Linked DNA regions of Mus musculus: regions 1 and 3 are each linked to region 2. A link is a loop called in an ENCODE intact Hi-C map of the cell type or tissue named here. Cell type or tissue: heart. All regions are shown on one strand. Region 1 overlaps Abcd3 (ATP-binding cassette, sub-family D (ALD), member 3). Region 2 overlaps Abca4 (ATP-binding cassette, sub-family A (ABC1), member 4). Region 3 has its middle 4.4 kb from the start of Arhgap29.

The links. Peaks named below come from ENCODE experiments on the same cell type or tissue, not always from the same donor. Only the 100,000 strongest peaks of a DNase experiment are listed, where the experiment ranks them.
Region 1: it touches region 2 in a loop (4-fold over the local background); 3 of 42 quality-filtered maps call a loop at or near these places.
Region 3: it touches region 2 in a loop (8-fold over the local background); 9 of 42 quality-filtered maps call a loop at or near these places.

The regions. Positions count from the first base shown.
Region 1 is chr3:121,774,352-121,782,351 of GRCm38, forward strand. Abcd3 (ATP-binding cassette, sub-family D (ALD), member 3) reads right to left here. Exons shown (of 23, transcript NM_008991.3): 8 at 7,577-7,633; 9 at 5,204-5,346; 10 at 2,646-2,715; 11 at 1,451-1,520; 12 at 1,266-1,363; 13 at 1,080-1,171. Among named protein-coding and RNA genes, the nearest start is that of Abcd3, 37 kb to the right of the region's middle. In heart, a CTCF peak has its summit at 3,863 (motif pointing right); no DNase peak of the experiment used is centred here.
Region 2 is chr3:122,137,322-122,145,321 of GRCm38, forward strand. It overlaps Abca4 (ATP-binding cassette, sub-family A (ABC1), member 4), which reads left to right. Exons shown (of 50, transcript NM_007378.1): 29 at 249-347; 30 at 1,103-1,289; 31 at 4,370-4,464; 32 at 6,079-6,111. Among named protein-coding and RNA genes, the nearest start is that of Gm40138, 15 kb to the left of the region's middle. In heart, CTCF peaks have their summits at 3,716 (motif pointing left), 4,890 and 6,327 (motif pointing right); DNase peaks (open chromatin) are centred at 3,680 and 5,140; H3K27ac peaks cover 3,138 bases; H3K27me3 peaks cover 1,826 bases.
Region 3 is chr3:121,959,396-121,967,395 of GRCm38, forward strand. It overlaps a transcript of Arhgap29 not described here. Among named protein-coding and RNA genes, the nearest start is that of Arhgap29, 4.4 kb to the right of the region's middle. In heart, a CTCF peak has its summit at 4,960 (motif pointing right); no DNase peak of the experiment used is centred here; H3K4me3 peaks cover 12 bases; H3K27ac peaks cover 272 bases.

The DNA of each region.
Region 1 (8,000 bases), 360 kb before region 2:
AAATATTAATAACATACATGTCCTACTTTGCTTCAGTAAAAGACAAGGGACAGGAAAATGAGGAAGAGGTTTCACAGGATCCTCCACCCCATTCAGAGGCAAGACAAGTGTTTCCCGTGGTCACTAACACACATTCTTGCTAGTACTCTCCAGACACAGGAAGGCTGGGCTCTGAGCTGCCGGAGTGACCTACTGTTACATATAAAACCAGCCATTCTATCAAGAAGTAAGGATGCACTGATGCACACTGCTTCTCTACAAAAGGGGAAACTGAGGACAGCTCTACTCTCATAGTGTGGAGAGGGGAAATGATAAAGAATTCATAATATTTGATGAAAATCACTGGACAATAGAAACCAGTCCCGTGATAAGAAGTTGGGGAGTGTAAGAAGGACATGAAGGTCAAAGAGGCGGTTTCTTATCAGAGAAGCAAACGGGTGTTTGTTTGTTTGCTTGTCTGGTGTAAATAACAAGCAGAAATCCCCCAGGGGAAACCTTGGGAGGTGACTATACTTGAGAGTGCATTTACACTTGGTGTTGACACTGTCACAGAAGGCACTGTCCCTACAGGCATGAATTTTGTATGCATTAAGTATGATGTTTTAACATATCAATCACTCCTTAATAAACTGGTTTTTGTAGTGTAAGAGAAAGAGAAAAAAAGAACTTAGTTGCCAGTATCAATCCTTAGGGGGTAAAAATCTATAATTGAAAACAAAAATATTCAAATGTAAAACTACTCACTAACTTAAATTTCTGTTAAAAACAAAAACAAAAAAAAAAAAAACAAAACAAAACAAAGACTGCCAAGAATCATTTCCCAACATATCCAAGGCCAGTGTCCACGATGGACGGCAAACGAACGTGACGCTTCCCTAGTTAAGACTCACCCAGCTGCCTTCAGGAAGCATGAGGGGCTCACGGGAGACAAGTCCTCCTTAATTTTCTATCAAAACCAGCTTCCCCGAGGAGAAGGGTCAGTACCTCCCATAACTTTAATCTCACCTGGATACCAGCTTATAAGAACAATATATGTTTAAAGATTATTCTATGCAATTGCATATTAGTACAAATCTTACCCAGCCAATCTAGTCATTTCACGCCCAGCCAAAACTATACGACCCAAAGCTTGAGACATTCTCAAAAGCATCCTTCCACTTTGGTAGTAATCCTTAAAGACAAATGAGTATTAGATTTTGCTCACATTCCTAAAATAGAACAAAGCCTTAATTTTGAATTTTCACTTCATTAGCGTAGAAGTTTACCTCCAGCAGCTCTGAGTGTGTGCTGTGAAGGTGGCGAGGGTGTGCCAGATCTAGGAAGGGGCGACTGACAACCAGGTACCCGACGACAGTGGCAACATCTAAAACAAAACAGTTAAGATTTTAAATAACGTTATTTTACTTTTCCCACAGATCATGTTGCACCATCTCTTTTAAAACATACTTACATTTGGCAATGATGCTATCAATGAAACCCATAGAAAACCGAAAGAAAATGAAATTATGTAGGTGTTCCACCTGTCAGGAAACAAATAAACAACAAATTTTCCCTAAGGATAAAGCATAATTAATTTACAAACATATACTGAATAGCTATGATTCCTGACTGTTATACACCACACAGTGAGGACAATGCTTAACAGTGCTCAGATGCCAAACACTCTGCATCACACCGTGTTTACTGAACAACGTTGTTTCCATTACACATAATATACTAATTACACACAATAGCATGGTGCTGTTTCCAATCCTGCCAGACACCTATACACACAAACTCATCAATCACCAAAGCAAAAAGGGAGCATGAGATGCCAGTTCAAATACACATGTCAGAGAAGGTCAAGCTGTACTAAGTTATGGGTACATGACTGCAGACCCACAGGCTGAAAACAGTGCTTTGAAACTCTAAAAACTCTAGTCATGCTAGATGGCAAAAATATCATTTCTGAAATAACCTAAGACAACTTTTTAGTATTAAAATATGTATTCAAACATCACAAATTCCCACTAAAATATTAGCTCCATGTGGGTGAGGCAAGATCTCACCCAGCACGCTCACCACCTAATTCTCGCCTGCACTTAAGCCGCCTACCTGCCACTGAATATCTTCTGAATGAATGTAACTATCTGAACTCAAAACAGCAGCAAATAAAGAAAAACAGCTTTTAGAAAACATTCGTATTCCAAATCAAAGGTCAACAAACTATGATCAACAAATTCTAGCACGCCACTTATGTTGCAAATCAATTTAGCAGAGCCAAACCACTCATGTATGTATTGTATATCCAACAGAGACTACATGGTCAGGAAACTTAAAATGCAAATATGTACATACTATCCCGTCCTTCACAGAAAAATCTTGCTAACCTTACTCTACAAAAGTCTCCACTGATCTGTAAGGACCATTAAATCAAAAACCCAACGAGAGTTCTATAGCAAACACTACAAAAATGAACAAGATATTTTAGTAAATAAATCTATTTTATAAGTGGAGAATTTAATGCTAATGTAATAGTTTTTAAACTCATTTTTAGTTTAAAACACAGTATAAAGATTTGCTATTTAAAATATATCTTTAGCATTATTCATCCACATGTAAAGGCAGAGAAACCCGCGTGGCCGCCCGTCCAGTGTTTATCTTACCAGTTTTCGGAAGACTGAGTGGATTGTCTGCTTCTCCCGTTTATTCCCATTGTAAAAGGCAATTTCTTCACTATTAGAGAAAATAATTTAGCAATTAATGTCAATGCTGTCTCACCCTGACATGTAAGTGAAACACAGTATTCAATGAGTGAACCTGTGCATATGAGTGGGCATCTTGGGCCAGTGTAATGGCTCAGGGGTAAGATGCAAGCCTGCCAACCTGAGGTCACTTGTCTAAGCCTACAGTAGACTGGGAGGAAAAACTAACTCCACGAATCTGTCCTCTGACCACCAAAACCACTCAGTAGCAGGCCCTCCTCAATAATAAAAAAACCAAGAGAATGATAAATGAACATCTTGTTACTAAGAGAGTATCTGGCACAGGCCAAGCCAGGGAGTGTGATCAAGTTCCTAGCTAAGTTTAGAGGAGGGCAAGAGTACACAACTGAGTGTATCACAAACTGGACTACAACCTACCTGTATATAACCTGGCTGTTAAAGACACAGTGAACAAATATTCACAAACTGTAAATAAGGCAGATTATATAGAAAGAAAGATTAGGCTGAGACAGACATTATAGAGCATGAGTTAAATTACAGACCTAAACCAGATAAAGAGGGAGAAAATAACAGAAAAATACAAGAAATGATGCTTTGCCCCACAGCTTGTGACAGTGCTGCCATGCCACCAGGTCTAAACGCACCAAAGCTGTTCTTATCCCAGCACCACAGTAGTCCTCACAACGATGTCCCCCGAGAGCAGGAATGGGCCCTCAGGGCCACAAAGATCATCAGTGGGAAAACAGTGCCATACAGATGAAGAAAGCTCAAATGTAATTTATGTAAATTCTTTAAATTCACATAACAAGCAAAGTTCAGAATCTAAAATTATCGCTCCTGTCTAACCTAAAGTTTATAGTCTCTCTGTCCTGTAAGTAAGATGAAAACTGCCCAAGCAACGTACTTACAGAGTTACAGATGGCCGTGAGCCATCATGTGGTTACTAAGGAATTGGATCCAGATGCTCTGAACTGCAGGGCCATCTGTCTAGCCCCCACAACGTACTTCTTAAAACACCAGAAAGTGTGTAAAGTATCTATATAGAAGCCTAGACACCACAGCTTAGACACATTAAGGATGTATGTGGGCGCTTGTGAAAGGGCTAGGCAGCACTGCAATGCAGGCCTGACAAACCCAGTTCCATCCCAGAACTCCACAAGGTGGCAGGAGAGAGCTGAGCCCTCCACATGGGCACCATTGTGCCGGGTGCACCCGAAATATAATCAAAGTGCATACATAAAACCTCAGTACACTAAGGCAGGAGAATCGCAAGTTCAAAGCCAGCCTGGGTTACATAATAAGACAAAGAAAGAAAGAGTAAGACCCAGGAAAGAGTAGGATGGTGGAAAAAGAGAAGAGGGAAGAGGGGAGGGTCTCTTAAAGAAACAGCAAGAAGCAGTTTCTTCTTTTTGTTTTTGGTGGTGAAGGTTGCTGCCATTCTGTGATCTCAAGAGTTAACCAGAGGAAAGAGATGGTTACAGGGTAGAGCCAAGAGAATACCAGCAGGAGCCACAGCTCCAATCCTGCTGTGCCATCTGCACTGTCCTAAGGGTCCTTACATGACACAGCCAATGCCTCCACTATGGGAACGTGCCGTTTTCTAGTAAAAGCATACCACAAACACCTTTTCCCTAATTACAGCCACTATGCCCCTGCCTCCCTAGAGCATGAAACTCTACATAAAAAAATCAATATAAGGAAGGAAAGGTGAACTATGAAAAGAATGACCCCCTAAGTAATTCCGTGGCTTCCTACAGAGCAGCCTACACAGTGCTACAGTAAGTACTAGGACCCTCAAAATTGACTTAAAGTTGGCAGTTAGGCACAGAAACTTTACAGAGCACCTTAGCTACTGATGAAAACCTGAGCCAGGGCATGCACAGAGTTCATCATCGTAACAATTCATTGTCCATCTACAAGAAAAGCAGCTACGGATAAGTTGCTAAAATCAGTTTATAATGCATAGGTAGACACAGAAACGAAAACGGATGGCTTCAACGGCTGCATTTCTTTCTTCCTATTTCAGATCTCAAAACTGTCCAGAACGCAGTTCTGGCCTGCATTCGAGAGGTCCTAAGGCTCAGTGCCCAGAACTCCTTCTCCCCACACAACAACTGTCTGGAAAGACAGAATTACTGAACACTGCAAAACAGTCACAACCTAAAATGTCTGTGGATAACTTAAGGCAGAAGTTTCACTGAATACATACAAAAATGTGAATACTATCAAGACTAAATTTTAAAATAAAATTCACAGAAAATCAGTCAATAAAAAGCATGAAGAGGTAAATCAAGGAAACTACACAGCCAATAAAGAGGACTTGAAGCATGCAGGATTTCTACTTTATAAAACTAACATTCTTCATAATGCTTATTTCCAAAACAAGTAAAAGTCCACACTATTTAGTACCTATATTGCTAGAATCTCAAGTCACTATAAATGACATCAATATCCACAAAAATAAAATTTCATTATTATTCTAAAATGTTTCTCCTTACCTATTAGTGATAAGCCGTGAATTCACGTATCTGTATTCTCCTTCGTACTTCTGCTCCATAATTGTCATCTTACCAATGGGTCTTCTGAGTCGAGTTAGGAATAGCCCAGAAACAAGCAAGTAGGCCATCATGCTTGCCGGGCCCTGCGATGAATGAAGGAGAATGATGCACAGTACTCAAAGGCACAGTAATAAAATCTACGTGCAGGTCTGTAAGTAACTGAACCCAGAGAGGCTGAGCTTTGCTTGTTCCTCTCTCTTTTTCTTTCTTCCTGGAAGATCACATGCTAGTCTCTACACTTCTTCTACTGTCATCCCCCAACTCCTATAGCTCTGTCCCCAACAACTGACCACCTAACTTCTAGTGGACTTTACCTTCTGTTACCTAACACTCTTCCACTGGAACCCAACTTAGTGTTCTCTCTCTAGTCCACAACAACTCTCAGAGCTATTTTACACTCTTTGAATGTTAGCAGTCCTCTAGGTTCCTTCCTTAGCTCGTCTCATCCTAAACTTACACTTCCAGTCTCATCAGTTTTGGATACAATGTATCACTGCCAAGTATGTAGCGTGCACCCTCACCCCAGCATCTACAGGTGTCTCAAGGGCAATCCGTACACAAGCTATCAGCTCGCCTTGCTGTAAACTATACTTCTGTCTTCTATACATTGTAACTCCATAAATGACCCCACAGCCACTGGCCATCTTAAGAAGCTTCGATGAGTCCCCAAAACACCCTTAATTTCTACATACCTCTCATACTCTGCCCCAATCAAAACTGTTTACCTGAACATGCCATTCAATTGGGGCTGTTCTTACATCTGACAAGTTTAACATCTAATGGACATCCAAGAATCTCCTCAAAACAGTTCAGTCAGCTTCAATTCTTCCAGGCACTAAACACTTTCGTGAAGCATCCACTAGTGGACATTTCATGCTTCATTCTAACTGCCAGAACAACTGCTTTAAACATTGAAATCTCCCTTCTGACTCACCTTTTATGGCTAGTACAATGTATATGAATATATGTGCCAATATTTTTCAAAATTGTATTAGACTGATCAACACATTTCAGTAACTATAGCAAATGAGCTGAAGGTGCCAACTGTATTTTTAAAATGTCAATGCAGAATTATACATATAAATACGAAAAACACCCGAAATATAATTTACAGTATAAAGTCTAGAAACATGTGGTCTGTTCCCTCTTATGGTGCAGTCAGTTACAGAATAATTACACCTGATCACAGGGTAGTAAAGAGAAAAGCAAGAAATTCAAACAAAAGGGAAAAAAATAAGTAAACTATTACTCAACCACAAAATGAATAAAAAGACACACACAAACATACATACATATATATATATATGTACATAAGACCAATACACTGTTACATGGTTTGTTATAAATAAGAGTAACATGAAAATTATTCAAGTTAGATGTCAATGAGTCTTGGGTTTTCTTTGTTTGGTTGGTTTTTTTGGTTTTTACACAGGGTTTCTCTGTGTAGTCCTGGCTGTCCTGGAACTCACTCTGTAGACCAGGCTGGCCTCGAACTCAGAGATCCGCCTGCCTCTGCCTCCTGAGTGCTGGGATTAAAGGCGTGCGCCACCATGCCCAGCTGTCAATGAGTCTTAAAAAAAGTTCTTGTCACCACACATATCAAAAAAGAAAAAAAGAAAAGAAGGCTCATGGGTTAGACAACAATTTATCATTATAAAATACTTCTGAAACTAGTATTTCATTCTGAGTATATTGCTAATATTATTCTAATTTTTTATTAAAATTAATTGCTGCCAAAGCTCTCATTAGAATAACTTTGCAACAATAAGCACATGTGTGTTCAATGTATGAAATGTGTGTTTAAATATTTCTGGTTATTATTACTAGAAAAAGAAATTGGCTTTTTTTCCAAGGGTGGCTTTCATGTCTACATGATGCTACAGGAGTGATAGTTAACATTTTCTTTGCTGTTCATTATTAAACTAATAAAGTTTGTAAACCCTAATAAATAAATAAATAAAATATCTAATTTAAAAAACCAAATTAGGGTACTTATTTTAGAGCCTCCAGTATAGTATTACCTTATAATCAGATCATACTAGGTATAATGTGAAGATGTTTCCAAGGTTAAAAAAAATTTTAGACCTTCACATTTATCAAAACACAGTATTATAGATTTTAAAATGTGGAATGGGGGTAGCAAGATGACTCAGTGGGTAAAGACACTTTTTGCCAAGGTTGAGTTTAATCCCTGGGACCCTACACGGTCAAAGAATATAAAACTCCTACAAGTTGTCCTATGTCCTATAACATCCACACACGCACACACATACATACATGCAAATACACACAAAAGAATAAAAATGGACTCACCTGAGCTCCAATTGCACTTGTTAACTTGAAAATATATAAAACTATGTCTAAAAATGGCTGTAAAATAAACATTAGAATATACAGAATTAGATCTAAGAACTAGTTTGCCTTGACTGATAAATAATACGAGATGTTAAATATAAAATGCAATTCAATATTTGATACATAATATGTGGAACTCTCACCATGTATAACAATTAGACCATAACAGTGCTTAGATAAATGAATATACAAAAATAAATAAAGCTCGTAAGAAACTTGACATGGAGATATTCCAAATAACAACTATTGACATCAAGTGTGAGAAACCCTTCTCTTTATCACTAAGGCAGCTCTATCTGAGGAAGCACTCACTAACACAGTAATATAAATGTTAAACAAAATGACTTGAGTTATAATTCCAAATCTGCTTCACATTTTCCTG
Region 2 (8,000 bases):
GGAAGCCTGGGAAAGGGGGTTGAAGCTCCATCTTTTTGAGGCACAGATGATTTGCTATCAGACGTCTAGGTGTGTGTGGTAGGCTACCCCACTTCCAGGAGCCCCACAACCATTCTAAGTCGGTGTTCAGTGCCTCACAAGCATGCCTGACATGGAATACACATTCAGCAAACGCTTACGTACATGTTAGCGTGCTTTGTGCGTTCTGTCCCAGTCTGACTACCAGGTGAGCCTCTCTGTCTTTCTAGCATGGACGAACCCAACAATGAACACCTTGAAGTACTGGCAGATGTCCTTCTGAACAGGCCAGGCTTTGGCAACCGTTGTCTAAAGGAAGAGTGGCTTCCGTAAGTCCCAAGCTAACACCAACAGCTCCCCTAGGAGACCCAAAAGCCAACTAGGAAGTGTCGGGAAAGACCCCTCAATCCTGCTCTGTGGTATCTGGGTCATGACCGTGTGTCTGATAGGCTCTTACCCAGTTTCTCCTCTGGTGCTAGGAAGCCTCCATCCTTGACAGCTCTGTGTCTTAATGTAGAAGTATTCTATTGTTTGACTGTATTTGCCCAAACTCATTTGGGGAAAAAAAAAAAAACCCAAACAACTAAACAGGGATGGAGAAGATGAAGGATGTGATGTTATATAATTGGACCTTAAATGGCAGGAATTACTTCTATGGCCAGCTCTCCATCATTGTTGTAACTCTGGAAAAGAGAGTTGTGGAAGATGGTTGAAATCCACCAGGAGTTCAGAGCTTGGTATATTGTAGCACCTTTTCTCATCCAATCCTCCCCAAAGCTACCGCTAAAGAGTAACATGGACACACTTCAGAATCTCCTGTTATTTTTTTTCCATCTCTCAACAGCAAGAGCTACTAGTCATGAAAAAAAAAAAAAGTCCACAGATTAGTCCCTAGCCCATGCTCTGTTAGCCTGGCTGCAGTTCTGATAGTCCTTAAGTAGACTCTAATCCCCGAGAGGGAAATTCCTGACTTCAAGGAAGAGAAAGGCAGAGGAAGAGATAGCCACCAGCTATTCCCTTTTCCCAGCAGGGAGGGGATTAAGCAGTGGGGTTGACTGTGGGATATTTTCTCATTTTCCATGAGGGAGTACCCATGCATTAATGCAACCTCCTGGAAGACGCCCTCCGTGTCCCCGAACATCACCCACCTGTTCCAGAAGCAGAAATGGACAGCAGCCCACCCCTCTCCCTCCTGCAAGTGCAGCACCAGAGAGAAGCTCACCATGTTGCCCGAGTGCCCCGAGGGTGCTGGAGGGCTCCCACCCCCACAGGTACCTGCCCCATCTTAACAACTGCAGACGATTCCTGTGTTTCAATTGATTTCAAATTATTTCCCATGGTTGATCGTTCCGATTTAAATTCTTTTTTCTCTCCGTGTTAAATAATGTTGTGATGTATGGTCAAGTGTTAAAATATTTGCATATGGGTTAACAGCTTTAATTAAGCTTACGGTGGAGGCTTTGGTGGAGCTCGGTGGAGGACTGTCAGTGATGAGGCCCTGGGTTTGATACTCATCACAAGAAGGGAAACAGGTATGCTGGCCTGTGTACCAGACGCTATCTGTGGAGATCTTCGGAGTTCTGGCCCAGCTGGAGCAGCCAAGGAGTTGTGCTTTCCAAAGAGAAGAGAGGAGGGCTAGGGTGGAATAGGGCAGGAAGGATGGGAAATAAGCTATGTGCCTAAGGATTATGTACATAACACACATGAACACACACAGCCAGCAACTTATCATTTTCAAGAGTGGTATTGATGATACCTGAGCAGTGCTTTGTTTAGAGCTCTATGCTATAGACAAATCCCCATGGAGGCTTTAGGGAGTGCCTTCAAGGGCAGGAGAGCCTGGCTTTTTCTCTGATTGGTTACTTGTACAGAGCCTGCCTTGGATGGTTTCTCTTATTATTTCTCAATGAGTGGATGATTCCCAGAGTCCATGTGTTGTAAGAGAAGGGTTCAGGCATGGGAGTTAGGGAAGCATGGTTTGTTTCTTAGCCTCTAAGCCTTCTTCATTTTCTTTCCTGGTGTTGAGAAGAGCAACACCTAATTATAGCATTATCATGAGAATTCAAAAAAATAATGTGGTCATGAACTATGTAGGACTAGAGGCAGCTCAAATGATGGCAATCCTAACCTAACCGTGGCTGAGCCAGGATGCAGGTTGCCTCTCAGCTGTGTGAAAGTTAACATGGGTGGCTATGAAGTTCTTTTCTGTTGTCCTGAGCCCCACAGGTCTCCAACTCTCCAGGTAGAGTGTGGGAAATGATCTTGTTAGGCAGTAGAGTAGATGGAATGAAGAAAAAGACGCAGCAGATGGTTCAGGTGTGTGCAGGGAAGACTTCCAGAGTGACTGCATAACCCTTCCACTTAGCTGTCACAGACAGCACCCATCATCAACAGAGACTGGGGGCTGTCACCTGATTTCTGCATAGTCTGTGCCCGTGGGGAAAGCCACAACAATAGCATCAGGAAGAAGACATAATGAGACAACTAAATTTACCATAGCATGTATCACAGCTGCTGGCTCATAAGGAAGGGGTCCTGGGTCAATCCTGCTCTTTATATTGCTCAGGCAATAGATTGTCCCTTTGGGTGACAGCTACATTGCCACATTGCAGATATCCCTGACTCCCTAGGATCTGGGCTGAGAAAGGAAACCATCAGACCTCCATGCACAGGAATTCATTTCCTAAATGAATTCTAACCTCACAGCTGCCTGTCTCACTTAGAAACTTACCTTCAGAGCACCTTTGGCCTATGGTCCTTAGGAAGATGCTCGAAGTCCTAGAAGAGGCAGAGCAAGTCTGCAAGTGTATGTCACCCCTGCCTTTCCTCATTAGCAGTCACATCTCCTGAGCAAAACTGAATGTCCCATCTCTGTAATAGACACCTCTCCTGTACAAAAAAGTGCATGCACATGCTTATACACATATGTACACATAGATATACATGTGTTCGCATCCACTCACCCTCGTTTAGCACCTTCCCTCTTAGCCAGGAGTAAGAGCAGAAGGAAAGAGCTAGTCCAGAGGAGGTGAAGGAAAAGTGAGAGAGGCAATGACTCTGAGAGTCAGAGCTACAGATGTCCCTTCCTGCTCCAACATTTCTTCAACGGGGTCTTGATATGGATGCGCCCCAACCCTGACTTCTACTCTACACAGAGATAAAGCGGGAATGTTATGTCTGGTAGACGTTTTAGAAAACAATTCCTCACAAACTTTCTCAGGCATCTGCAATTGTTGCAGCCTGCTACCCTGGTACTCAGGCCAATTTGAGAAACAGGTAATAGACGCACGTACGGTCAGATGCAGGATCTGATCTTAGCCCAGCCACACGCAAGCTGGTCCACTTTTCTTAGCTTCCCTTTCTTGGTAAAGTTGGCTTTTGTGAAAGCAGCAGGGGTGGGATCACACTTGCAGAGCCCCTACCACAGTCCCCGGCACACTGCGGCCACTCAGGGGCTGCCACTTGACCTAGTGGAGGATTAGATGAACGCGTGAGCACATGGGGGAGGGGAGGGCTCTAGAAAACAGGAAAAATAACTTCATTTTGATGGTGGTTTAATACCACCTAGAATCCTGTCAGCCACTTCTGTGTGGCAATCTACACAGTGGATGCTTTTCCCCAAGGTCCTGGACTGACTGACCTACGACATCCACTAACGCAAGAAACTTAACACTGTGTGACATTGCCACCTGGTGGCCAGAATCTAGCACTCTTGAATTCCCTTCGAATCTCTTGATTACCTTCCACTCTTAGATTTTTTTATGAGAGCAGGGTATCATATATTATTTGATAGCTGCATGCTGGGTACTGGGGGCATGAAAGCCAACAAGTCAGAGAAGGCCTCTGCCTTCACAGAGACGATGTCATACATGGGAGAGTGTCGGGGCACTGAGTCGACTGAGACAAAGCGATGTTTCATGAGTGATGAGCACTGTGCAGTTGCACGGGATGAAGGGAAGATGATTTTTATCTATAAAACTCAGTCTGACAGTGGGTGCAGAACAGAATGTGGAGGTTCAAGGGCGGAGTCGTGGGTGCAATATGGAAGGTTCTGGAAAGGTCTAGGCAAGGTCTAGGTGGTGGCTGAGGTTGGGGTAACAGGATCAGCATGGACAAGACAAATGTGTTGGAGAGTTTGCATTTAAGCTCTCTGGTGATGGATGGACTGAGGAAAAAAGGGGGTGGGGATCAATGGTGACCCCACATCACTGATGCAGGAACTGGAAAGCCGTCAGGGCTGCCTTGAGTGTTTCCTGGCATCCGAGTCGATGATAATTTTTGGATAAGAACAGCAGTTTCACAAACTCTAAGGTCTCATTCCCCAGATCTTGACCCTGTTTCTTTGCCCCAGAGGACACAGCGCAGCACTGAAGTCCTACAAGACCTCACGAACAGGAACATCTCCGACTACTTGGTAAAAACGTACCCTGCTCTCATAAGAAGCAGGTAGGTGACCCCGTCACACTTGTAATCTTGGCTGCCTAGTGACGACATCAACCGTGCCAGAAAGTCAGTTTCCTACTGTTGACTGTGAGGTGGCAGCCGAGTGTGAGGGTCTCACAGCAGAAGATATAACTGCGGTGTGAACCCACAAGGGGCAACTCAAGGCTAAGTGCTTTGTTTCTTTCTCTGTTTAAGATAAGTAGCCGAAGTTTATCCCAGGCACTGTTGCAAATGTCACAAAAAATGTATTCAATAAGGAAGCCTTATATCTTAAGGAGTTAAGAAAGATAAAGTTTGTAGGGGGTGGGGAGAAGAGGAGGGGAGTTGAGGAGTAAACATGGAGGGAGAGAGCTTGAGAGAGCTCAGCATTACGAGCAGTGGCTGCTCTTCCAGAGGACCAGGGTTCAATTCCCAGCCCCCACGTGGTGGCTGCTTGTAACTCCAGTTCCAGAGGATCTGGCCTTACTTACACAGACTTACAAGCAGGCAAAACACCAATGCACATTAAAAAAAAAAAATCTTAAAAAAAAAAGTGGAGGAAGAAAGAAAGAGAAGCCAAGGGAGATTGAAAGGGGAAAGACAAGGGCCCATGTCTGGGTCCCTGCCAGGTCAGGCACTAGCTGGGGACAGCGATTGTCACCCTCATTATCACCTGTCACCACCACCCTTGAACACCTCCACAGACACTTTGCTATCTAGAACTCTCAGCTCTGCAGCTGTTCTTATCAAGCCCGGCCTAGGCTGGAAGGCCATCAAGCAGCCCCTGCACAAATGAATGGCAGGCAGGTTAGCAAAAGCATCCACCAGAAAGACCCTTAAGGAAGTGTGATGTAGTCTCCACATGGTCTGTGGCTCTCAAATGAAGCAGACTGTCTAATGTTAATGGTACTTACAGTTGCCTCCCAGACCAGAGTCTGGATAGGTGATAGATGGACCTAAGGGCGGGAGGGCGTAGCAGATGGTACAAGCAGCTGCCAGGAGGGCGGGGCCAAGCTGGCCGTGAGCAAAAAGAGCATCCAAAAATCAAAGCAGAGGGTGAGTTTATTCATTAACTCAATAAACAACAAACACGCCAAACCTGGCTCGGTAGCAAGTTTGCATTATGGAAATTATGATATTTTACTTAGCTGAACGGTAGCAGTCCACGACCAGCTTGAATTCTAGGGACTAGAGTTTCCTTACCACATTATCTTACCTCCAAATGCCCAAAAGTCAGAACTCCTCCCAAGGATACAAGTGGTTATTAGAATTTCTTGTGCACTATAAAAGAGGGAGAGCGTCAGGCCCTCCTTCACACTGGCGTGATTGTTGGCCATGTTTTCTAGGTCCAGACTGGGTTCACTGGTTCAGCATGAGGCCTGACTAGTCAGAAAGGACTAGTCAGAAAGTCCAGCATGCAAGAGGCAACTGAGAGAGCCAGGGCTGGAACGGAACAGTCCTTTGTCTATGCAGGGATCGCCTGGGTCTTCAGGCATGCTGGATTCCACACTACATTGTTCAGATATCAAGAAATGTGGAAGCATCCCTAGGACTGAGATACCCCAGTGATTAGAAAGAAAATGTAATGCTAATGCTATTCTGATGGTAGTTATTACATGATTTTATTTTGGTTTGCAGCTTAAAGAGCAAATTCTGGGTCAATGAACAGAGGTAAGAAACTATTTGGGGGGCATTGAAATAACTTATAGGTGTGACTGCTAGATCATTAAATTAGTTGAAGCCTGGGGGTGTGGAGATAATATGATTTCATGAACTATGCAGCAATCTCATTTTTTTTTAAGTTAAACATGTTAGGGCAGCACTGACTAAGGCTGGGGAATCAGGGTTTTGGGGGACATGGGGTGCTCAGTTCAGTAGGTGGCACTCTTTCTTCAGAGTCAGTTTTACAGTGATGACCCGAAAAGATTTCAAAATGCTGTGTTATGGGAGGTCCTGCTTTTCCTATGAGACGGACACCAGAAACGTATGGTCCTGGAGATCACCATATAGACAAAACTGGCCTTGAACTCACAGAGATATGCCTGTCTCCCAAATGCTGGGATTAAAAGCATGCACCATTGTGCCTAGTCAAAACAAAACAACCCCCCCCCCCTTTTTTTTGGAGAAATGAAGTTGTAAAGGACCTGACCCAGCTCTAGAGCCTACCCTATTATTCAAGCATTCTGGAGGCGCAAGTGTTTTCAGAGGTTCAAAGAATCTTCCAGATGTGCTCTAGAAATGAGCTATCTCCCAGCCTCCCTTAAGAACTGGCCTCTAGAAGGAGGTCTTCTACACCTGGTTTCTGCCCTCACAAAGCAATCTAGAGAGTCAGTGTGACCGTGTAAGGCTAGTACTGGCTGTTTCTTCTGGATAGCTTCAAGACCACAGCAGTAAAATCCTGTTTTTAGAAATGTCCTCTACAGGGAACTGGGGTTTCGGAGATGCTGAATCAGAAGGTGGAGACAAAAGAACAGTTCAAGACCCTGAGAAATGACAACTTGTGTCTTGCTTTATTAGTCACTAGTGGGCGGGACTTAGTCTTAGAATGGGCGGGACTTAGTCACTAGTGAGCAGGGCTTGGTGTTAGTGTGGGACTTAGTTAGAGTGGGTGGGACTTAATTTTGTCTGTTGAAGAACTGGGGTCTCCTCCCGCATCAGAGTTATAAGCCAACCATTGACACACTCACTTTCTCATCTTTATGTGAAAGAAGGTAACCCCAAAGGTGGAGACCCAAGTTAAGAATGACAAGAGTTGACAGGTGGTGGTGGCACATACCTTTAGTCCTAGCACCTGGGAGACAGAGGCAGGCAAATTTCTGTGAGTTCAAGACCAGCCTGCTCTACAAAGTGAATTCCAGGAACATAGAGAAACCCTGCCTTGATACCCCCTCAAAAAAGAGAGAAAGAGAGAGAGAGAGAGAGAGAGAGAGAGAGAGAGAGAGAGACAGACAAGAGTTGAGACAGAAGAGAGTTGGGCTGTCTAAGCCAGGCATGGGACTAAGAGACACAGAAAGGAGTGGTGGTATTGGATAGTGCCTAAACTATCTGCAAAGGGCAGAGAAGACACAAAAGAGAAATCACAAGTTAGGCCCACAGTAAAGTCAAGGAAGACATCAAAAAGGGCTAACCCAGGGAAAATGAGCAGGAATTAGCTAGGTGTTTATAAAAGGGAAGAGTACCTTAAGAAAAGCCAGCAAAGAGACTTGGAGGTAGCCTGAAGCATGTAGAGTTTGACATAGACAGGACAAGACTTTAAGGGAAATGATGAAGAAGATGGAGTTACACCAGGATAAAGGTCCAGACACCATCTTGGAATAGAAATGGGAAAGAATTAAAAACCAGCTTAGCCTGGGCTGTTGTGGCACATGCCTTTAATCCCAGTACTGAAGAGGCAGAGGCAGGCAGATCTCTGTGAGTTTGAGGCCTGGTCTATGGGGTGGGTTCCAGGACAGCCAGGACTGTCACACAAAGAAACCTTGTCTCAAAAAAACAAAACAAAAAACAAAACAAAACCAAGCAAGCAAGCAAACATGGGCTTAAATCTGGATACAGTGGCCTTT
Region 3 (8,000 bases), 180 kb before region 2:
TCTTGTTTTTTTGATGATATTGTGAATGGAATTGGTTTTAAAATTTTCATTATTCAACTCTTGGCTTATAAAGTTGATTGAGTATATCTATTAACTTATGTTCTGACCTTGTGCTATTAAATGTAGTAGCTATTAAGTTCTTCAGGGTATTTTAACGTATAAAAATTTGTTATCTCTGAGTAAAGGGATTTACTTCTCTTCTAATATGAATGCATTTTTTAATACTTTAAACCTTCATTAACATTATTTTAACCATTAAGTGTGAGGGTAGCTATAGGTTTTTTTTTTTTAATAGAATGCTTTTTATCGGGGTGAAGAAATTCTCTTCTATTTTAACTTTGCTGACCTTATCATGATCATGAATAGGCAAGGAATTTTGTTAGATAATTTTTCTGAATCTTTTGAAATGGTCACAAGTTCTAGTGAGTGTTAAATTTAAATTCCAGGAACAAACTCTTTTTAACTATGATGTTGTTTTATTTTATGTGTAAATACTGCATTTAAGGAATTTGATCTATAATTTTATTGTAACATCATTGTTTGGTTTTAATATTGGGAACACTGCCTCAAAAGATTTTGAAAGATTCTTACTTCCTCTATTTTGTGTGTTTAGTACAAACACACACATTTTCTGATTCAGTGAATTTTTAAACCCACTAGATTTACAGGTTTTGTTCCAGGTAGTTTTTAAATTATGAATTCAATTTTTTAACAATTTTAATACTACTTAGATTTTGTTTCTCTCATTGGGTTTCTTTGGAGTCGTTCATTTAAAGTGACTGTAAAATGCTTTTGTAGTCCTTTAATAACTGTTGGGTCTGTAATGGTGTTCCTTCTGTGACTCAGATGAGTAGTTTGTGTTTATTATTGTCTCTATCGCTTTATTTCTTGGTCAATGTAGCTAGATATTTATCAGTTTAACTAATCTTTTCAAATAACTAGACTTTATCAATATTTTCTACATTATTTTCTTCACTGATTTTGCTATTATAGGGTTTGTTTGTTTGTTTGTTTGTTTGTTTTCTAGGCAGGGTTTCTCTGTGTAGCCTAGGCTATCCTAGAACTCACTCTGTAGACCAGGCTGGCCTTGAGCTCAGAAATTCACCTGCCTTTGCTTCCCAAGTGCTGGGATTAAAGGCATGTGCCACCACACCCAGCTCAGGCGAATTTTTGTTCTTATTATTTCCTTTGACTTACTTTGATTTTAATTTACTCTTTCTTTCCTAAGTTCTTAAAATGGAAGCTGGTATGACTGATTTTAGTCTCTTGAAAATAAAGCATCCCCAAAACTGTATATTTCTCTAGCCACAGTTTTTAACATGTTATCTCCATAGCATGTGGAAATTTGGCCTATGGGTTAAAAACGTTTTGTAACTAACAAATATTTGAGATGCCACAGATACCTTTATGCTGTAGATTTCATAGTTAATCTTATCTAGGTCAGAAAACTTACACTACATTATTTCAGTTACTTAATGGGACTAATTGTATAATCCCATACATGGTCTATTTTAGTGATTGTTCCAGGTACATTTGAAAAGAATGTGTATTCTGTCATTTAGGAGTAGAGTTTTCTGTAACAGTCTATCTTGTCAAATTTGTTAATATTGTTTTTTTTCCAGATCTTGATAGTCCTAATAGTTTTTTGGTTTTATTGTGTTGATACTGAGAGAAGAGTGCTGAAATTTTAATTAACAATGCTATCCGGATTTGTCTCATGTATCCTAGACTTTATTGTAGTTACATACTCTTTTAGGATTGTTATAGCTTTATGATGAAATTGCCTTTTATAATTATTTAATTATTTAATACAACATTTTATGTTTGGTAGAACTTCTTGTCTGGTGTCATAGAACCACTAATGCTTTCTTGTGATAAATATTTAGATGTTGTATCTTTTTTGTCATTTTTCTTTCAATATATATATCTTTATATTTCAGATCTGTTATTGTTGGCGTTAGATCTTGTTATTTTACTTAATTTGAGAATCTAGCTCACCTCTCCCAGCTATTTTAGTTTGAATCCTCTAGGGTCTCATGCATGGAAGACAACTGTTTTGGTAGTAAGCTATACTTCTAGCCCACATCTTGCTTTTTCTGGGATATATAAAGTATATTTAATGTTACTGATTGCTGCTTTTTATTTGTCCCACTTGTTAATGGTTTCTTTTTCTTATCTTTATTTTGGATTAATTTTGAAACTGCTGTTTTTGATAGCTATTAGCTTATTAGTTACACTTCCAGAGATTTTTTTTTTACACATGGGAATTTCATGAATGTTTTATTGGACAAACTATATATAATATGATGTAAAAGAAAAGAACAGTAGTTTCATTTAATTTGTAGAACCACAGTTGAATACATTGTGTCCTGAATTTCTCAGTGTCTTGTATACAGGGACCAATATACTATTATCAAACCTTAGGTTTTTTCCCCTGCAGAAACAAAAGTGGTGACTAGAGACTAATATGCGTGCTTGCTTTCTTTCAGACAATGGTCAGAAAACATATACACTATATTTCCCTCTGCACGTTCATTATAAGAAATCTTTGTGCCCAGTCCACTGCAAACTATAATCATTGTCTTGTATCTGATGCCCCGGTTTAATTCTCTCTCTCTCTCTCTCTCTCTCTCTCTCATTTATTTATTTAATTAGATATTTTCTTCATTTACATTTCAAATGCTATCTCAAAAGTCCCCTATACCCGCCCTGCTCCCCTACCCACCCACTCCTACTTCTTGGCCCTGGCTTTCCCCTGTACTGGGGCATTTAAAGTTTGCTAGACCAAGGGGCCTCTCTTCCCAGTGATGGGCGACTAGGCCATCTACTTCCAGAGATTTTAATACACATTTTTTTTACTTATACCTTCAAGTAAACTTTACTTCACACATAATGACTCATTGGAAAATTTCATTTCCCTTCTTTACATTACCATTTATGTCCATTTATGTTGTTACTTCTTCTTCTTTTTCTTCTTCTACTTCTTCTTCTTCTACTTCTTCTTCTTCTTCTTCTTCTTCTTCTTCTTCTTCTTCTTCTTCTTCTTCTTCTTCTTCTTCTTCTTCTTTCTTCTTTTTTTTCGAGACAGGGTTTCTCTGTGTAGTCTTGGCTATCCTGGAACTCACTTTGTAGACCAGGCTAGCCTCAAACTCAGAAATCTACCTGCCTCTGCCTCCCAAGTGCTGGGATTAAAGGTGTGTGCCACCACGCCCGGCTATTTCTTCATTTATTGTAAATGCTACAACACAATAAGTTTTAAGCATTAGTTTTTTAAAAATGTGCTTGTTGTGGCATTTCTATTAGGGTTAAATCATATGGGCTACAGGGCATGGCCTTCCAGGATAACCCCTTGAGTGTTCAGTTTGTCATTCTCTTCTCCAGGCATTGAGAAAACCCAGATCTCCAACTCTCCTGAAATTCTTTGAACCGTTTCTGAAGTTTTGCCCTGAGTGTACATCTTCAGAGACAATTAAGGGATTCCCATGCAGGCTCAAGAGTAACCTTTCCATATTTTCTTCACCCAGCCTATCCTACAAAGGTCTGTGCACCATGGAACTAGGATTTCTTTTTTTCCTCAGTTCAGCAAAAGGGTTTATTTTGTTTGTTTTTGGAGACAGGGTTTCTCTGCATAGCCTTGCTGTCCTGGAACTCACTCTGTAGACCAGGCTGGCCTGGAACTCAGAAACCCGCCTACCTCTGCCTTCTAAGTGCTGGGATTAAAGGCATGTGCCACCACTGCCTGACTTCAGCAAGAGTTCTATATCTTGCCTAGCTTCTCTCTTCCTTTCCTATGGTCTAGAAAGTGCCATTAGGCAAAAGCTGGGATACTGTAGAGTTATTAGGAGATGGGTGGGTGGGGCTGGCACAGGCCTTTAACCCTAGTGTAGAAGCAGGCAGATTTTCCTGGGTTTGAAGCCAACCTGTTCTACCAATCAGTTCCAGGAAAGCTAAGGCTACACAGAGAAACCGTATCTTACAAAAAATGAGGGCTGGTGAGATGGCTCAGTGGGTAAGAGCACCCGACTGCTCTTCCAAAGGTCCCGAGTTCAAATCCCAGCAACCACATGGTGGCTCACAACCATCCATAACGAGATCTGACTCCCTCTTCTGGAGTGTCTGAAGACAGCTACAGTGTACTTACATATAATTAATAAATAAATAAATCTTTTAAAAAAAAGAATGTTAAAAAATGAATACATAAAATAAATAAAAATAATTTAGGAGATAATAGAGTTTTATTTCATTGAAAGTTCAGATATTGCAGTTTATTTCATTGGCTTGAGATTCCATGTTTCAAATACTACTATCCCTTGCTTTGTGAAAACTATCTATCTAACTCCCCTCCCCACTACCACACACACTTCTCTAGTTTTTTTTACTACAATGAATGGGCAAATCTGTTGTTATTTATTCCTCCACTTTATCTTTTAAGGATTTCTTTTCTATTGAAATAGTGCCTCACTTGGCAAACCAGGCTGGTCTCGCATGGGTGTAACTGCATGCACCACTACCCTCTTTTAAGATTTAAATCTAGACATTAAAAAATATTTGTTCTCCTGCAACTTTTTAAGAGATTTGTTTATTTTGTTTATATGAATAACTGTCTTCAGACACACCAGAAGAAGGCATCAGATCCCATTACAGATGGTTGTGAGCCACCATGTGGTTACTGGAAATTGAACTCAGGACCTCTAGAATAGCAGTCAGTGCTCTTAACCTCTGAGTCATCTCTCCAGCCCCTCATGCAACTTTTTTGTTTAAAAAAAATGTGTTGTCGCAATCCAGGTTTTGTTGATGGCATACTGATATATAATTTGATGTATTTTGTCTTACAGCTTATGAAATATAAGTATAAAGTAGTTGAATCCAGAGTAAGGTGTCTTGACCTTTCAAGGCTGGCTAATTCCTAAGAGTGGGCAGTCTTCTGCATGAAGGCATTTAGCATGTCCATGGCCTTTACCCACTAGGTGTCAGTAGAACCCCTTCCTCAACTGTGACAACCAAAAATTAGCCAGATGTCAAATGCTTTTAGGACCATGTTCTGCTGTGAAAAATACAGGCTGCCTAAACCACACAGCCTGCTTCAGGGATATGAAAACATCTGCTTAAAAAAAAAATAGCACCACTACACATAATATAATTATTCAGCCTGGTACCATAGACATTTTGAGGAGAATGTATTAAAAAATTTTTTAGAAGTTTGTAAATTGATGGTTCATAGGATAAATGACTTACAGGTAACATAAAATAAGTGCAAATTACCATTTTAAAGGAGAAATTAATCCGGGCAGTGGTGGCGCACACCTTTAATCCCAGCACTTGGGAGGCAGAGGCAGGTGGATTTCTGAGTTCGAGGCCAACTTGGTCTACAGAATAAATTCCAGGACAGCCAGAGCTATACAGGGAAATCCTGTCTCAAAAAAACAAGAGAGAGAGAGAGAGAAAGAGAGAGACAGAGATGGGGGGAAGAGAGGGGAGAGAGAGAGAGAGAGAGAGAGAGAGAGAGAGGAGGGAGAGGGAGGAGGGAGAGAGAGAGAGAGAGAGAGAGAGAGAATAGACACAATCACAACAGAAAATAGTAGAAAGACATTGTTTTGTTTTTCAAGGCATGGTTTCTCTGTATAGTCCTGGCTGTCCTGTAGTTCACTCTGTAGACCACACTGGCTTAGAACTCACAGACATCTGCCTGCCTCTGCCGCCTGCCTCTGCCTCCTGCCTCCCATATGCTGGGATTAAAGATGTGCGCTGCTGCCAGCTACCCCTACCCCGACCTTCGGCTGGTAATTTCTTTTCAATTATAGGTTGCTTCCAGAAATGTTTCTCTGCAGCTTGTTAAACAATTTGAGATGTTGCATTTCTACAGTAGATCTAAAGATGATTTTTACTTTTGAGGGGAGGGCTTTATAATTTTACTATAAACTAATAATTTTAAGTACAAAGATTATTTCAGTATTGTACTTTTCATAGTTATGTTTATTTGTACCATATAAACTTACTTTAAAATACAGATCAGGAGATATTTATAAGAGTCTTTTTAATTTAAAAATGAACTTATTTTTGTGAATATTTGCAAATATCATCTTTTGTATGAAGAATGGTAGCTATTATGTTTTTAGACAATTGAAGGATTAAGATCGTAAGACCAAAATTTCCCATAAACAGCCCTACTAGACTTCAAGCATCTCATATTCATGGATCTATTCTGTGTCAGGTTCCATGGACAGTAGTTGGCTGTTTGGATATGGGTGGGATGGTTAAAGTCGGATCTGCTGGAGAAAATGTTAAGAACCACGTGGAGCCAGGCATGGTGGTGCACGCCTTTAATCCCAGCACTCGGGAGGCAGTGGCAGGAGGATTTCTGAGTTCGAGGCCAGCCTGGTCTACAGAGTGAGTTCCAGGACAGCCAGGGCTACACAGAGAAACCCTGTCTCAAAAAACCAAAAAAAAAAAAAAAAAAAAAAACCAAAGCAAAAACAAAACACGTGGTCAGATGGAGCCAAATACTTTGTTCTCTTGATGTCCCTTCTTGACCCTCAGAATCCTTTCTTCTCCTGAGTGTGCCCTTCAGTTTTTAGTAACAGTGGTTTCATGGGCTATTCATGGTGCATTATTGTCTTGTAGTGTCTTTATGAGTGCATTTTAAACAACTAAATCTGAAAAAACAATGTGGAGCTAAGTGACCAAGGAGCCTCTGTTGTCAACGTATCTTTGCTTAGAGGCCAATTGGCTTCACTTCCCCCAGAACTTTTTACCTCGAGGTGTCCTCCACTTTTCCCTTAGCTGTAAGTAGTCTTCCTACTGTAGCTTTTTATCTCCGATTCCTTCTCAGCTTTCATTATCTGTCTCTGTCCTTCCCTCACCCTCCTCTCCATAATTGTCTTTGTCCTTACACTTTTCTTTGTCTCTCTCCCAGCTCCTCATGCCCCTTTCTCTCTATCAGTTACTTGTTCATCTTATTTGTTAAGTGACATAATCAGATCCATTTTAATCAGAACACAATCTTCTTTTATATTAGTTGGATGGGAGTGATCGGTGGTGGCTGGGAGCTCAGTGAGATAGACTCTTGTGTAGCCTTAGGCTGGCCTGGAACTCATTGGGTAGCTGAGACTGGCTTTGGAATCTTGATCCATCTGCCTCTATCTCCTAAATTGTAGGACTACAGAAATGTGCCACCAACTTCAACTCAGTTTTCTTTATTAAATGGAATGGCAGATGTATAAAAAGAGAATTGACATATTTTTAAATAACTTAATGGGGGTGTGAGCAGCTAAGAACCACTTGAAGCAGCCACTTCTTACCATTTCCCCCCAAATGTGTGTTTCTAACTGTAGTCGTACTCTCACCCCCTTTATTCTTGAGGATGCCTTTCCTCTTAGTAGCTTGCTTTAAAAGTTCAAACATCAGTTTCCATGCTAAAAGTCTTTGCTACTTTTTTTCCCCGAATGCAATTAAAAGTAGTCTGGTTTTGAGAGGTTCCTGAATATTTGGAGCGCAAATTTGGTATTTTGTGTTTGAGGGCAGAAGGGATATATTTGTATGAATCTTAAAAATCCACTGTAGAGCTAAAGTAACCAAGCAATTCCATATTTATCCTTTCAAGTTACACTAAGGGGGCTGTTTTTCTGGTAATAATTGGAAAATTTAAGTGTCTGTTTTTCAGAAATTTCTCCTGATTCAATGCCTCACTTGTTGGGCCTACAGTATTTCTGTCTTATTTTCTGGTCTCCTTGGGTCCTACTCTCTTCTTTCTTTGCTTGTTTCTCTCTTGGGGTTTGCTGCCCGTTCTTTCACCTCCCCTCACACTGCCCTGGATCCTTTTCCTCCCACAGGTGGCCATTTTTCTGTCTCTATACTGTTCCCACAGGCACCCTCCCCATGTTTTTCTCTAGCTTAGCTTTCTGTGTTGAATTCAAGAGTCCTTGTATTTCGAGGGACCTGCTGCTTTTTAAACCATTCCTTCATATATCCTGAGGTGAGTTTGAAAAGGCAGTTGACCAAAC